Linked DNA regions of Homo sapiens: region 2 is linked to region 1. Evidence: chromatin loops called from intact Hi-C (ENCODE). Cell type or tissue: upper lobe of right lung. All regions are shown on one strand.

What was found. Hi-C counts contacts between places; a loop is a spot of excess contacts. Peaks named below come from ENCODE experiments on the same cell type or tissue, not always from the same donor. Only the 100,000 strongest peaks of a DNase experiment are listed, where the experiment ranks them.
Region 2: a loop joins it to region 1, with 2.7 times the contacts of the local background. A loop is called at or near these places in 13 of 110 quality-filtered maps.

The regions. Positions count from the first base shown.
Region 1 is chr17:18,973,455-18,975,954 of GRCh38, forward strand. All of the region lies in intron 8 of SLC5A10 (solute carrier family 5 member 10), which reads left to right. The region is part of intron 5 of FAM83G (family with sequence similarity 83 member G); the gene reads right to left. Among named protein-coding and RNA genes, the nearest start is that of SLC5A10, 23 kb to the left of the region's middle. In upper lobe of right lung, no CTCF peak of the experiment used is centred here; no DNase peak of the experiment used is centred here.
Region 2 is chr17:19,018,453-19,020,952 of GRCh38, forward strand. SLC5A10 (solute carrier family 5 member 10) reads left to right here. Exons shown (of 15, transcript NM_001042450.4): 12 at 971-1,139; 13 at 1,261-1,476; 14 at 1,703-1,760; 15 at 1,873-2,500. The coding sequence ends at 1,979. It overlaps GRAP (GRB2 related adaptor protein), which reads right to left. Exons shown (of 5, transcript NM_006613.4): 5 at 2,204-2,500. Among named protein-coding and RNA genes, the nearest start is that of FAM83G, 15 kb to the left of the region's middle. In upper lobe of right lung, no CTCF peak of the experiment used is centred here; a DNase peak (open chromatin) is centred at 1,209.

The sequences.
Region 1 (2,500 bases):
CTACCTCCCCATCCTCTACCCCTTGGGCTGGGTCTGCCTGGTGGATGCGGGGCCTCGGTCCAGAAACCCAGGCACTAGTCCTACTTGAGGTTCCTGGTCTCTGTGTGGCTCTCACTGACACTGGGGACTTTTAGGGGCACCTAGAGGTCTGACTCCACTTTGCTCTGTGGCCAGGGTAGCCCTCAAAGATAGCCACAGTCTAGTCAGAAGGGAGGTAGCAGTTCTGTGTGTTGAGACCATAGGGGTGTTTTGCTTTTTTTTAAGATGGAGTCTTGCTCTGTTGCTCAGGCTGGAGTGCAGTGGCACCATCTCGGCTCACTGCAACCTCCGCCTCCTGGGTTCAAGTGATTCTCCTGTCTCAGCCACCCAGGTAGCTGGGACTACAGGCATGTGCCACCACACTCGGCTAATTTTTGTATTTTTTTTTAAGTTTTTTTTTTTTTTTTTTTTTTCCCAGAGACATAGTCTTGTTCTGTCACCCAGGCTGGAGTGCAGTGGTGTGATCTCAGCTCACTGCAACCTCCGCCTCCTGGGTTTGAGCAATTCTCCTGCCTCAGCCTCCTAAGTAGTTGGGATTACAAGCGTGTACCATCATGCCCGGCTAATTTTTGTATTTTTAATAGAGACGGGGTTTCACCATGTTGGCAAGGCTGGTCTCGAACTCCTGACCTCGTGATCCGCCCACCTAGGCCTCCCAAAGTGCTGGGATTACAGGCATGAGCCACCATGCCCAGCCAATTTTTGTATTTTTAGTAGAAATGGGGTTTCACCATGTTGGCCAGGCTGGTCTTGAACTCCTGACCTCAAGTAATCCACCCATCTTGGCCTCCCAAAGTGCTGGGATACAGGCATGGACCGTTCACTATCTTCTGGCTCATCCATGACAAGTAGGTGGCATTTTTCTAACCAGAAACAAAACCAGTAACAAAGAGGCAAAGGGTCCAGTGGACAGAGCCCTGGTCTGGGCTCCCGTCTGGGCTATGCCCCTGCCCCTCCCTGGGCCTTGGTGTCCCTGTCTGTGAAACAGGGCAGTGCACAGACCAGAAGGCCTCCCAGGGTCCTGCCAGCTCTGTCACCTGCTGATGCCGCAGCTCCAGGCCGGGTGCCCTCCCTTAGTCAGTAGCAGCCACCTCAGTCATAACAGCAACCACAGCTTTCGTGGGCAGCGTGCTGACTCCAATGGCCACACCCCAAAACTCACTCATCATCTTCCCTGAGAAAGAGAACTCACATTCACCGGAGGCCCTTGAGGAGCCAGGGACAGGCTTGGCCGGCTACACTAGCAGCCTCACTTAAGTCGTTGCAACAACTCTCCTCATTTTGCAGATGAGGAGCCCAAGGTGAAATGGCCACTCAGGGAGTGAGTGCCGGCTTCCTCAGGGAAGAGCGCCTGGCTGGGACTAGACACCAGTGCTGGGAGGTGGGGGTGAGCAGTGGCCTGCTGACATCTGAGTTGGGGGCCCAGCCTTGCTATCTGACAGTCAGGGGTGGGGAAAGCCCCTGCCCTATTCAGGGGGACTGGCAGGCCTCACAGCTCATGGAAACTCTGAGCCTCAGCTTCTCTACTTGGGGTGACAGCACCTGTCCCAGGGCCAGCTGACATGAGCACAGATTGGAATATAGAGGCAAATATCCCACCAATGGCAAAAAGACATTCAGGGTCTTAGGGAAATGCTTCTCTCCCAAGCACCTAGACAGAACCACCGTCTAACTCTCTCATTGTCCAGATGGGGCAACTGAGGCCCAAACTGAGGCAAGGGCTTCTCCCAAGTCACAGCAAGCTGGCAGAGAAGCAGGAAGGACAGCAGCTTGCCCTGCGTTCGGAGGCTGCAGCCCGCAGGCATTCCTAGCCTCTGTAATTAATGTTTCCGTGACATCCACAGCTTAGGGGTAAATGCTGGGAGCCGTCCGTTAAACTAGCAAGCTTGGAAAGTAAGTTAAAATCACGGAGGCAGCCGGATGCGGTGGCTCACACCTGTAATCCCAGCACTTTGGGAGGCCGAGGCGGGCAGATCACCTGAAGTCGGGAGTTCAAGACCAGCCTGACCAACATGGTAAAACCCCATCTCTACTAAAAATACAAAAAAAAATTAGCCGGGCGTGGTGGCTCATGCCTGTAATCCCAGCTACTTGGGAGGCTGAGGCAGGAGAATCCCTTGAACCCTGGAAGGCAGAGGTTGCGGTGACCCGAGATTGCGCCATTGCACTCCAGCCTGGGCAACAAGAGTGAAACTCCATCTCAAAGAAAAAAAAAATCATAGAGGCTTCCTGCTCCTGAGTTGCAGCTGGTGACTTAAACTGTGGAACCGCAAAGGAAAACTAGTTACGTTTCAGAGTCATAGGTCGTACAACTTTGTGAACGTACTAAAAACCATGGGAACAGTGTACACTTTGGGTGAATTATATGGTCTGTGAATATCTCAATAAAGCTGTTTAAAAAGTAACTCTTTTGGGCTGGGCACGGTGGCTCACGCTTGTAATCCCAGCACTTTGGGAGGTC
Region 2 (2,500 bases), 45 kb after region 1:
GTGTAGGTAAGAGGCTCATCTGTTTTCTTTGCTGGACTCTGAGTGCTGGGCAGGCACCAGGTCCCACTCATCGCCGAGTTGGGGATCCTAGGGTAGTGTCCTACGCAGGTGAGCACCTCACCAGTGGTTTGTTGGATGAACAAGTGTAGCATGTGCCTGTTGTAGAGGGGCTCTTGGCCTAAGGGAGAGGCAGGCAGGAGCTGACACGCAGGGGACAGGAGGGGACGGGCTCATGCTGGCCCAGCAGGGCTCCGGCTTCACAGCTGGGGAGTATGGGCTCTAACCCCAACCCACACCTCTGGCTCCAAACTTTGCATCCTTAGTAAGCAGGTTGCCCTGTGAAGGATGTGCAGCACAGGGCTGTCGGGGTGGGGATGTGCCAGCCAGAGGTCCCAGCTCCCACAAATGCCGGCCAGTGTGAAAAATCCTAGTGTCTTCAAATAACCACCAGGAAGTCAGTCTGGCCCAGATCGGGGGGCAGTGGTCATTCATGCACTCACCAAATGCTTAGTAAGCACCTACTATATGCTGGGAGACACAGCAATGAACTAAAGAGATGAGGCTCCTGCTCTCCTGGTGCTTCCATTGGGAGGGGAAGACAGGCAGTAAACAAGTAGACACCCAGGTAAATGTGCATGTAGTGACTGGGACAGGTGCTTTGAAGGAGAGACAAGAGGGAGCTCCATGGCGGAGCTCCAAGGGCTGGCTCCGCAGAGACCCCAGGGCAGGGAAGGAGCAGACAGCACTTAGAGTCAGGAGCTGCACCTGCAGGATCCAGGGAGCCACCAAAGGGTTTGGAGCAGGGCAGGACTGGCCAGGTCACTGGTGGTGTGGACCAGAGTCCAGGGAGGAGGCTGGAGCTGGGGTAGCAGGGGAAAGATTAGAGAGCAAGTCTTAGTGACCAGGGGAGGTGGGAGAGAGCTGAAGAGCCTCCCACGACGACCGCTGCCTGCCTTCCACTCGCCTGCAGGCTGGTCATAGTGGCACTCATCGGCGTGAGTGTGGCCTGGATCCCCGTCCTGCAGGACTCCAACAGCGGGCAACTCTTCATCTACATGCAGTCAGTGACCAGCTCCCTGGCCCCACCAGTGACTGCAGTCTTTGTCCTGGGCGTCTTCTGGCGACGTGCCAACGAGCAGGTGGGCGTCGGCGGTCTGCTCTCCCTGGGGACGTGCCACAATTTGCTCTTCCCTGCTGCCTGTGGGGGGAGCCTTGGTCCTCCTCCCGTAGCCCCACATGCCCTGCCTCCCTCCTCCCCAGGGGGCCTTCTGGGGCCTGATAGCAGGGCTGGTGGTGGGGGCCACGAGGCTGGTCCTGGAATTCCTGAACCCAGCCCCACCGTGCGGAGAGCCAGACACGCGGCCAGCCGTCCTGGGGAGCATCCACTACCTGCACTTCGCTGTCGCCCTCTTTGCACTCAGTGGTGCTGTTGTGGTGGCTGGAAGCCTGCTGACCCCACCCCCACAGAGTGTCCAGGTGAGCCAGCCCTGACCCCTGACCCTGACCCCTAACAATTTCTTACTCTGGTCCCATTCTCATCCCCGACCCACTCTGACTCAGAATTTTCTAGCCCTGGACTACCTAGCCCCGTCCCTTTTTGAACTCAGCTGCCATCTTGCCATCCCCAACCTTTGATCCTGTCTGGGTCACCCCCACCCTGCCATCCCCCACCCCCAACCCTATCCTCACTCATTTCTTACAGATTGAGAACCTTACCTGGTGGACCCTGGCTCAGGATGTGCCCTTGGGAACTAAAGCAGGTAAGTGGATGACCCTAGGCACTCCTCCACCTTGACCCTGGCCTGGAGGCAAGGGCACCAGGTGTAACCTTGTGTCCTTCATCTGTCCCTCTCCTTCTGCAACCCCCTCCAGGTGATGGCCAAACACCCCAGAAACACGCCTTCTGGGCCCGTGTCTGTGGCTTCAATGCCATCCTCCTCATGTGTGTCAACATATTCTTTTATGCCTACTTCGCCTGACACTGCCATCCTGGACAGAAAGGCAGGAGCTCTGAGTCCTCAGGTCCACCCATTTCCCTCATGGGGATCCCGAGGCCCCAAGAGGGGCAGATTCCCCTCACAGCTGCACAGCAGCTCGGTGCCCAAGAACTGGCCAAGCCAGCAAAGCGGGAGCCCTGAAAAATTAGGGGGGAAATGGGAGAAAATAATGTGACATTTCAAAAACAGCACCAAAGCAGTCAGCATTGGAAGGAAAATTAGATTTCTGACGGACATCCTGATGTTGGTTTTACTGTTTTCGTTTTGAATACACAGGCTGGGTCAGGAGCAGTGAGATTTGCCAGCACTCAGGGTTCTAAGGGTCTTGGGCCAGCTCTGGATGGAGGAAGAGCCCCACATGCCCAGAGCAAGGCCCCCCATTAAGGGACTGCAGCCACCTCCAAGGGCTCCTCCCTCCACCCACCGGCTCCCAAATGCCAGAGGGAGCCTCTTCGCCCTCCCTCCCTGCCCACCATCCCTCAACCATCAGCCTGGCGTTCAAA